Linked DNA regions of Homo sapiens: region 1 is linked to region 2. A link is a loop called in an ENCODE intact Hi-C map of the cell type or tissue named here. Cell type or tissue: MCF 10A. All regions are shown on one strand. Each heading gives the region's core, and the rest is flanking DNA. Links, peaks and the distances in the headings are about the cores only.

Region 1 (5,387 bases), core at 61-5,060, 63 kb before region 2:
GAAAGGGATTTCCAAATAGTAAGAAAGTCCTCTTAGGGAACAATAGGGCATCTCCATGAATATATTTTAAAGATGGTTCATCACTTAATTGGGCCTGTAAGTGATTCTCCTTTGATGCCTTTGGAGTCAATGATTCTTAGTGATTAGAGATGAAAATAATATACATAATAGATATTTTTTGATTATAAGATTAAGATAAAATAACAAAAGAATCATAGACAAGGGGTTTAAAAGCCCAGGAACATTTCATTTTTGATGATGAGCCCAATGACTGTGATCCCTAATTACTGAACCTGGTTCTGATCTCAGTGCTCAATGTACAGTATGTAATTCTCACAACAACCCCATGAGGCCAGCACTTTATCCCTACTTCATGGAGGAAGAGATGAAGGCTAGAGGGGCTAACCGATTTGCTGTAGCTTAAGCTTGTGCAACCCATGGCCTGTGGGCCACATGCGGCCCTGGATGACTTTGAATGTGGCCCAACACAAATTCGGAACTTTCTTAAAACATTATGAGATTTTTTTTTTTTTTTGCAATTTTTTTTAAGGTCATTAGCTATTATTAGTGTTAGTGTATTTTATGTGTGGCCCAAGATAATTCTTTTTCCAATGTGGCCCTTGGGATGCAAAAGATTGGACAACCCTGCTCTAGTTCATGATTTGGGCCAACTCCTCACTGTGGCCTTGCAGGTTCTGCTATGTAATGTCCCCTGTACCCCTGATAATTTTCCCTGCTCTGATGTTAGCTCCATCTGATATTAATATAGTTATTCCAGCTTTCTCTGATTAGTGTGAGCATGGTATATCTTTCTCCACCCCTTTACTTTTAATCTGTGTCTTCACATTTAAAGTGGGTCTCCTGTAGACAACATAAATAGTTGGGTCTTGGCTTCTTTGGCACCCACTCTGACAGTCTCTTTTAACTGATATATTTAAGACGACTGACATGTATTTTATTCATTGTCCTTATTGTTTTCTTTTTTGGTCTTCCACTCATTTGCTGCCTTCTCTAGTTTTAAGTGAGAATTTTATATGAGTCCATTTTTTTCCTCTCTCGGCATATTATAATTCTTTTAAAAACATTTTATTGGTGGTTGCCCTGAGTATGAAAATACATTTATAACTAACCCAAATCCACTTTCAAATAACACTATACTGCTTCACAGATAGTGGAAGTTCCTTATAAGAGAGTATTCCCAATTCCTCCCTCCTATCCTTATAACATTGCTATCATTTATTATTCATCCATATGCTATAAGCATGAAATACTTGTTGCTATTACTATCTGGAACATATTGTTATCTGTTAGATCAATTAAGAATAAGAAAAGGGCTGGGTGTGGTGGCTCATGCCTGTAATCCCAGCACTTTGGGAGGCCAGGGTGAGCAGATCACTTGAGCCCAGGAGTTCAAGACCAGCCTGGGCATCATGGCAAAACCCTGTCTCTAGAAAAAACACAAAATTAGCCAGGCATGGTGGTGTGTGCCTGTAGTCCCAGCTATCCAGGAAGCCGAGGTAGGAGGATCACCTGAGCCTGGGGAGATCCAGGTTGCAGTGAGCCATGATCATGCCACTATATTCCAGCCTGGACAACAGACTGACAGTCTGTTTCAAAAAAAGAATAAAAAAAACAGATTTCATTTTACTTATATTTCTTCCTTCTCTAAAGCTTTTCCCTTCTTTAAGTGGGTCCATCTTTATGACTTCTATAATTTTTTTTTTTTTTTATGATGAAGGAAAGGCAAGGCAGGTCTACTAATCACACATTCCCTCAACTTTTGTCTGAGAAGGTCTTTCTCCTTCACTTTTGAAGGATAATTTCTCTGGATACAGAATTCTAGGTTGGTAGTTTTTTGTTTTTGTTTTTTCCTTTCAACACAATAAATATATTATGCCACTCTCTTCTTGATCGCTCAGTTTCTGAAGAGAAGCCCTATTTATTACCCTTGCTCTTCTGCAGCTACTGGTGCCAGCATAGGAGCCCTCTGGCTCCTTTCAAGATTTTCTCTTCTTTTTTGGTTTCCTGTGCTTTGTATGTGTCTAGGTATAGACATTTTGATATTTATTCTGCTTGGTGTTCCTGGTGCTTCCTGGATCTGTCATTAATTTTGAAAAATTCTCAGCCATGACAATTTCCAATATTTCTTCTCCTTTCTCTTCCTTGTATTCTCATTACATGTTGTTACATCTTTTGTGATTGTCACACAGGTCTTGGAAGTTCTGTTCAGATGTTTTTCAACCTTTTCTCCCCTCTGCATTCCAGTTTCACGGTTTCTACTGACACATCCACAGGCTCACAATTCCTCTCCTTGGCCATGCCCAGTTTACTCATGAGCCCATCCGGCATTCTTTGTTTCTGTCATAGGGTTTTTGGTTTCTAGCATTTCATTTTAATTATTTCTTGGAGTGCCTATCTCTCTACTTACATTAGCCATCTCTTCTTATATGTTGTCCACTTTTTCCATTAGTATCCTTAGCATATTAATCAGTAATTTTAAATTGTCAATCTGATTATTCTAAAATCTCTGCCATATTTGAGTCCGGTTTTGATGCCTGCTCTGTCTCTTAGAATTGTTTATTTTGCCTTTTAGTGGGCCTTGTACTTTTTGTTGAAAGCTGGATATGATGTATTGGGTAAAATGAACTGAAGTAATCAGGCCTCAAATGTGGGGTTTTATGTTTAACTGGCTAACAGGCCGTGCTTCTTGTTTTCTATAGCTGTAGATGTCAGAGGTTAAAATTTCTTTGAATGACCTTGCTGTTATCACCCATGTTATTTGTAGGCTTTTTTACATAACTTTTCTTAAATAAGATCTGGGATGTGCAGTTCTTTCAGCTGTACTCCCTGTTACTATACAAAAGCCCTCCTGATATCGTAGTTAGATATGGAGAAGAGGAAGCATTCTATAGTCCTAGGATTTAGTCTCAGTCTTTCAGTGAGCCTGTGCCCCTGGACTGTGACCTTCAAAAGTGCTTTTCAGTTTTGTTTTCTTGTCTCCTTCCAATTCCAACTTAGATGAGGTAGGAGACTAGAAGGCGTTGGTATTAAGTGTTTCCGTTCCCCCAGGCCAGACAGGCTGTGTGAAAATAGTTTCTCTTGGCTGGGCACAGTAGCTCATACCTGTAATATCAGCACTTTGGGAGGCTGAGGTGAGTGGATCACTTGAGTTCAGGAGTTTGAGACCAGCCTGGGCCACACAGTGAAATCCCATTTCTCCAAAAAAAAATACAAAACTTAGCCAGGCGTGGTGGCATACGCCTTTAGTCCCAGCTACTCAGGAGGCTGAGGTGCGAGGATTGCTTGAGCCCTGGAGGCAGAGGTTGCAGTGAGCTGAGATCGTGCCACTGCACTCTAGCCTGGGTGACAGAGCCAGACTCGGTCTCGAAAAAAAAAAAAAAAAAGTTTTTCTTGAGGGCAGACTTTGTTAAGAACAAAATACTTTGGGTATATAGTCATACCTAGGTATATGAGGGGGACTGGTTCCAAAACCAATGCCCCACCCCTGTGCATGCCAAAATCCAAGCATACTTAATTCCCACAATTGGCCCACAAATACCAAAAGTCAGCCCTCCATTTACATGGGTTTCGTCTCCCACAAATACTGTATATTTTCCATCTGTGTTTGGTTGAAAAAAATCCATGTGTAGGTGGACCCACACAGTTCAAACCCATGTTGCTGAAAGGTCAACTGTATTTCCAAATGACTGCTTTCTCCCTTTTTCTGCCAAAGAGGGGATTTTCCTCCAGTTTTTACTGTGAGAACCTGGTAGGTATCCTAGAGGTAGAACTCACAAAAGTGTGGAGGATTGTCAGCCAGCCCCACTTGACTCTATTTAACTCTCAGATTTGCCCACACTAAGCCTCCTGCAATTGGTGAATTACAATTTAAGTATTCCTACTGTGGTATTGGTTTCCCAGAGGTTTCTGCTCCTGGGCTTCTGTTCTGATAAGGTGTGCTTCTCTGTATCTGCCTGTCTATCTCTCTAACTTTAGGGACAGGGGTTTGCCTGGTCATTTCAATTCTCTGATGAATCTAAGAACTGTTTGATTATCAGTTAACTGCTGATTATCAGCTCGTTCTTTTTCTTGCTGTGAGGATGGCAGTGATGACTATCAAGCTCCCTACATACTGACTGGAAACCAGATGTCTCCCTATCTGAATTAAAGCAGCCTCCTTCCTGCCCATTCTATCACTCTGCTTTACTTTCTTTGAAATACCCATTGCTATAAGAGTCTCAGCTCAACCATTTATTTACTTATTTACTGGCCTTCTCCCTTACTAAAATTTAGATTCCAGGAGAGTGGGACCCCCAGCCCTTGACACAGTACCTGGCATGAAGCAGCCTCAACTGATAGATGTTTCCTGCTTGACTGAATGAAGCACTCCTGTTCCCAAGGGACTAATTGCTGGGCATTAACCAAATCTGTTGCTCCTTTCGACATTTCTAGAATAAGATCTCTTGTGACCATCTGTCTTTTGCTTCATGGAGATGCATGAAAGGCCAGGGGAAGGGTGACGGGAGTGGCCTTGGGATCCTGAGTAGCCTTCTTCCACTGCCATAGTTTTGTTTGGTGGGTTTGAAGAAAATGTTCCACAATTAAAACATAAAGATTTAAAAACTGCAAAGATTGGGCAAAGCTATTTTGATATCAGCGTCTACAGCACAGAGGAAGCAGTCGGACCTATGAGAATTCAAATGGGAGCAAAGAAGGAGGAGACTGTTAGTTCTACTAGTGATGACTAATAATGAGCTTTCCCTCTACGACAGTACTGGTAGAAAACACAGGCGTTTCAGTTCCAAACAGGAAAATTAAGAATCTACTCATAGTCTAAGATCATTCGTGTTGCCAGGTTCAAATAAGAAATAAGAAAATAAGAAAGAATAACCCTTTCTTCCTTCTATCTTTAGTAACACCACACTTCAAAGAGTTTATTTAAAAAATATTCTATATAAAAAAATAAGTGTACTTCCTCTTATGGCTTATACTAAAAGCAGTCCAGTAATCAGTGAGGTGGAGTTGTAATGAAAGTATTCATGAAAAAAAAAAAAAGAGCAAAAAACCCAACAACAACAAACTAATACATTTCAAGTATAGCATAGAAAATACTACTGTAAAGATAAATTATCTGATTTGGGGCAATGAGCGCTCTTTCCTTTTCACAGAAAAGTTCTGTGTGCTCTGGACACCCATCCTCCTTGCTGGGCTGAGTGGCTGACATTGTGTGCACCTGTGTGCAGGAACCTAGGCAGTCGCATGCCAAGGGGTCTGGGGAGTGTGCTGTCTCTTGAGCCAAAAGGCCCTTCCTACTGAGTAGCTCAGAGGCAGAGAATGAGAGCTGCCTTGCTTTCTTACATTACCATTTGCCATTTGGTATGCATTTA
Region 2 (5,387 bases), core at 168-5,167:
ATTTCATCTGTCTTCCGTGTAAAGGTAGGCTCCTTGGACAAGCTACAGGAGTAATGAGGTAAATATGTAATTAAAACCTTCAAATATCTATCACTAAAACAAATGTCCTGTCTTTAGCTTTCAATTGGCCACAGTTAAAGCACAGTTACATTAAAATATCTTAAAGTAGGCAAAGACATGGAAAATTTCACTCTTCAGATAGTTTTACGTGTTCAGAAATGGGAATATGCAGAGTGCTAAGGTGACGTTGTAATCAGTGAAATGCTAAGGTCAGGGAAACAGCATGGCTCTGAGTATATGTGTGATCTCAGTGCAAGTACAAAGTGCAACAGTAGCCTTTTGCACAGAGTGCAGTGTGAAGAGCATCATCTGCCCCAGACATCTTGTGTTCCTGTGTGTGTAATGGCCTCTCATTGATGGCTGGATGGCCCCTCACCCCCCAGCTCTGGTCTGAAGCAGATATCTAATTCTTGCCTGTGGCAGATCAGGGGTCCACCACTGGACAGCATTCATGCCATCCATGGCCAGGCCACATCTCTGAAGCCATCTGTGCAAGCGTGTTTGTGTGTGTGTGTGTGTAACAGGAATTAGTAAGAAAACCACAAACCACAAACTTATGCAGCTGTTGGCCATGTACATTAATCAAAACACACACTGAAGTACAGTCGTGTCGCTTTATGATGAGGATACATTCTAAGAAATGTGCTGTTAGGCAATCTATGATCATCTTGTGAACATCATAGAGTGACTTACACAAACCTAGATGGTAGATGCCTACTACACATCCAGGATACAAATGTGCACAACATGTTACTATACCGAATAGTGTAGGCAATTGTAACACAATGGAAATTGTCTGCATATCAAACCACATCTAGCACAGAAAAGGTTCAGTAAAAACACAGCACTATAATCTTATAGGACCACCATCATATATGTGGTCTGCCACTGACTGAAATGTTACATGACTATACTATAGTAACGTGACTTATAGTTATACAACCTATTATAGTCTCAATATAAGAGTAAGAAGCAAAATCTCCACACACACACACACACACACACACAAAATCCTAGTTTCTTTTCTTAGATTTCAGTATGGTTATCTAAAAAATCCTTAAAAATAATCCTGATTTAATTCTATCAGTATCACATTAGAGCAAAGCAGTAGTAACATGCTAAATTCTAACATGTTCAGTCTGTCATAATAAAAATTACCTCATTTAACAACTTATCTTCCTAAAAAACTTTGTATGTGTTCACAAACCATTTTTCCTAAGACTTTTTTTTCTTTACATGGGTCTTAGTTTCTACAAATCTTGATATTTACATTCTTAAAATTACTGTATAATGCTTAATTCAGTAGAGTTCACATATGGTAAATAGTTTAGCAAGTACTAATTTAAAGTTTTAGCATTTCAGCAGACTTTTTTCCTACATCAGAAATAAACAGATAAATAGATAAGTGAAAAAGGAAGGAAGGAAGAAAAAAAAACATGAACCATGCTTCTTCCAGGTTAATGTTTAAGCCTGCTTTAATCACGTCCTTTGATACACTTTAAGGTCCATATCAGTCAAGGCAAACATTCTAAGGGACCGAGCAGATGGATGCTGCAGTTTAGAAAGTGTGTGGTAAACTCAGGATCCAAGAGTGGAACAAAAGATCCACCTTTTTCATAATTAAGCCTCTGATTAATGCCCTAGGCTCCTCAGCACACACCTGTAATTACTCACAGAGGTACTCATTGTGCTGGGACTTGTCTCGGAATATCAGGCATCAAGCTATCCGGCAGCAGATGGAAGCACATTTCTGTTGACATATGTTGCAATGAAAGGATTCGTGCAAACCTGGCTAGCAAGGTAGCAGAATGCCATGCATTTGAAGATTAATAATGCAAACAACCATGATGTTAACTTTGTTATGCTTGTGTTAATTCCATCTGTTGAGATGTGGAACTAAACCTTGAAGCTTGTGGGCTTTAAAAATCTTTAGCACATACTTGAATCAAATAAGCCCCTTTTCACCACTGGAATTTAGAGTTTTAATTAAAAAATGCTTTTCTAGGCTAAATTTATGGGAATTATGAACTAAATCCTTTAACAAGCTAATACCACAATTTGTAAATGAATCCATTTTGCATTGTAAGATTTGTATGTGTAAAGGCAACAATCTGTAAAATGGGGCATTCAAAAAATATGACTAAGTTGCTATACTGATGCTAAAGACAGCAGATAGGCATGTAGCTGAGATAAAGTCACATGGCTCCCTCACCCCCTGGACCTCAGCCAATCACTTCAACGGAACCTGCTACTATGAGCAAGAAGGTTGGAAAGAGAGGGCAAAATAACAGATGGCTAGCCTACCCTACCCTGCCACCCACGTAAGACAGCGCCCTGAGGAGACACAGCGCCTGTGTGAAGTCGCCAAAGACAGCACTGGGGGAGGGTAAATGGGGGGGTTAAAGAGGGAACTATATGACCAGTCAGCCAAATTATGGCCATATGCCTGCTTCCGTTGCTTCTCCACACTGAAGTGGAACAACTCGAAGACTGTATCTTTGTGATAACATTTTAAAATTAGGAATAACCACGTGGTACTCAAAGAAGAGCCGCTGCATATTCTCAATAGTGGGACATCCACAAAATGCCCCACTCATTTCTAACTCAGTAGAATCCTTCTTTCACCATCCCCACCATACATTAAGACACAGCTATAACAGAAGTCTTTGAAAAATATAATAAAAATCTGAAACCTTCCTCACAGCCTCCAGGGCTTTATATATACATGGGAAAGAATGATGCTCTCAGACATGAGTCATTCATGTGCAATCCTCATGCCTTTTGCCATCTCCCTGTCCAAAGTGAACATTACTTGCCTAACAGGTTTTTCAAAGTGACTCATGTTTTAATTTTTTTATTTCCATAGGTTTTTGGGGAACAGGCGCTATTTGGTCAGATGAGTAAGTTCTTTAGTGGTGATTTGTGAGATTTTGATGCACCCATCACCCAAGCAGTAAGCACTATACCCAATTTGTAGTCTTTTATCCCTCATCCCCTTCCACCCTTTCCCCCAAGTCCCCAAAGTCCACTGTATTATTCTTATGCCTCTGCGTACTCAGAACTTAGCTCCCACTTATGAGTGAGAACATACAATGTTTGGTTTTCCATTCCCGAGTTACTTCGCTTAGAATAATGGCCCAATTATTCTGAAAAATTTATGTGTATCCTTTCTCATAAGTAAAAAGTAACTCAAGTAATACAATGACAGTAATCAATGCTGCTAAATTTTTGCTAAAAATACCATCCTCTGATGAAGACTCTGGGTCTGAGAGCAGCTCTCCTTGTTGAATATAAGCACAGAATGCAATGTCAGGGTGGTGTGAAAGAATAACTTCTCTCAACTCCAGCTGGCCTACCTAACAGTATCACAAGGACCTGCAGAGAGGAGGAAAGGGGCCATCCTTTCTACTGTGTGATTCAATGCTATTCAGCGCTGCCTCCACTGAGATGGCTAGTGAGAAACGGCCCTGCACTCTGACGTGGTGAAAAGAACTCTAGAACTTGAGCCATGAGGCCTAGGTCCAAAGCCTTGTGTGACTGTGGGCAGATCATGTCATACCCAGAGCTTCATGCTTCTCTTCCGTAAAATGAAATGATACTCCCTTACGGAGCTGTATGTAATGGGATAGGAGATAAGAACATATGCCTTTGTAAAATGAAAAGAGCCATAAAGAAGTAAGTAGAATAGCAAGTAAATAATTATTTTTCAAAAAGAGAAGGACTCTGAAGAGTTTTACTTTGTAAAATTTACTTTATAGGTGTAGTTTGTATAATTCAGTGAACTATTATTTTGCTGATCTACAGAAAGAATAGTTTAAGACATTTCAAAGGTGGCACACAAACAAGCCTCTTAGATCGCACATTACCCCAGAAATTCAAAAGCTCTAGAAATTAGTGCTTTCAAGCAACACCCTTAACAAAGCTTTACGGCAATTAGCCATAGTGTTTTACAAGGCAAATACTGAAAGAAAAACAGGAAAATTATCATTTTAGATTTTCTAGGATTCATTTTTCTAAGGAGTTCTAGAACTTAATACAAAGAAGTTCAAGTTAGTTTTATAGCAAGAATTAGTTTCTTTTTCACACGTTAAATAGACTAAACCACAAACTAAACAATAGGCTCAATGATATATGGAATCTAAAATAAAATGAGGTTTATTCTTGAGAGTTGAACATATGACACGTAGACAAAGATCTTTCACAAGCTTTTGTTCAAAGAAATTAAAATTCATCCTGCAAAATGTTGCAATATAGTGAACAGATCACCAAACTAGTATTTTTCTCTTGCTCTGGTTAAAAGTCCAAGTGAATACTATACACTGAGTGTGAAAAGATCACTAAGATGATAATTGTGAATCTGTAGCTTATCAAAAGATTCTGGTTATGAGAAAGTAACTGGTGAGAACATCTGTCTCTTATCACTGATCTTGCAAAAAATCAGGTAATTCAAATAGAGGCGTGTTGTTTCCTCTCCTCCAAAGCACAGTTCTATAAACACAAACCATATTCAGCCTGGTAAATGAATCGCTTTAATTGAATGCTATGTACACAGTAACTGGAAAAACCATAAGTGATAAGAAAAACATATGGTGATGGCAACAGAAATTGGTTTATTCATTTTGCATAGTGTTGTTTCTTTCGTTCCCTTATAATTGACCTTTAGAGCGATAAATGTGTAAAATAATTTTGTTTATTATGGCTCCAAACCTTCCAACAATTACACAAAATGAAAATTTAAAAGGAAGGATTCGTTCTGGAAGCATTTCCATTGTTTACATAATTGCACAGCTATAATTTAGTGCTCATGTTGTTATGGAAAATAAAAAAGGGCGATTACAGGCCATTTCAATTCAAAATATTGCACAGTGGTGTCAAAATGGGGGAAAATGTTCACTTTAAAGCAGTTTAAAATGGTTTAACCCTAAAAACAAAAACATTTCAACATAGCATTCTATAAAACACAAATGTTCAAGAAGTAGCCATCCTCCAAACCATATTAGAAATGTTGCAACTGTACTTTCACACCAATTACATATATATTATTCACTTAATATTTGCTCAGGGCCCAGCAGATGATGGTTGTAACACAATAGCCAGCCATCTGTCTCCCTGCCTTTCCTTCGTGGACTTGCGCCTGCTTCTCAAGAGCAAACAGATCCAGTTATTCCACCTAAAGTCACTCCGTCCCTCCACGAGGCCAGACACAATCATCAAGAAATAAAATCTGCATATGAAAAATCACTCAATTCCTCATTTAACTTTTTACTTAAAGAAAACTAAACACTACACAGTTAGATGAATTCATCACTGTTTTTTAGAGAAGATGC

Evidence for each region. A loop is a pair of places that touch in the nucleus more often than their neighbours do. Peaks named below come from ENCODE experiments on the same cell type or tissue, not always from the same donor. Only the 100,000 strongest peaks of a DNase experiment are listed, where the experiment ranks them.
Region 1: it touches region 2 in a loop (2.2-fold over the local background); 3 of 110 quality-filtered maps call a loop at or near these places.

What each region holds. Positions count from the first base shown.
Region 1 is chr20:20,484,526-20,489,912 of GRCh38, forward strand. The region is part of intron 36 of RALGAPA2 (Ral GTPase activating protein catalytic subunit alpha 2); the gene reads right to left. Among named protein-coding and RNA genes, the nearest start is that of INSM1, 120 kb to the left of the region's middle. In MCF 10A, for the core only: no CTCF peak of the experiment used is centred there; no DNase peak of the experiment used is centred there.
Region 2 is chr20:20,547,084-20,552,470 of GRCh38, forward strand. The region is part of intron 23 of RALGAPA2 (Ral GTPase activating protein catalytic subunit alpha 2); the gene reads right to left. Among named protein-coding and RNA genes, the nearest start is that of RALGAPA2, 160 kb to the right of the region's middle. RefSeq lists an enhancer at 537-666. In MCF 10A, for the core only: no CTCF peak of the experiment used is centred there; DNase peaks (open chromatin) are centred at 1,778, 2,308 and 2,848.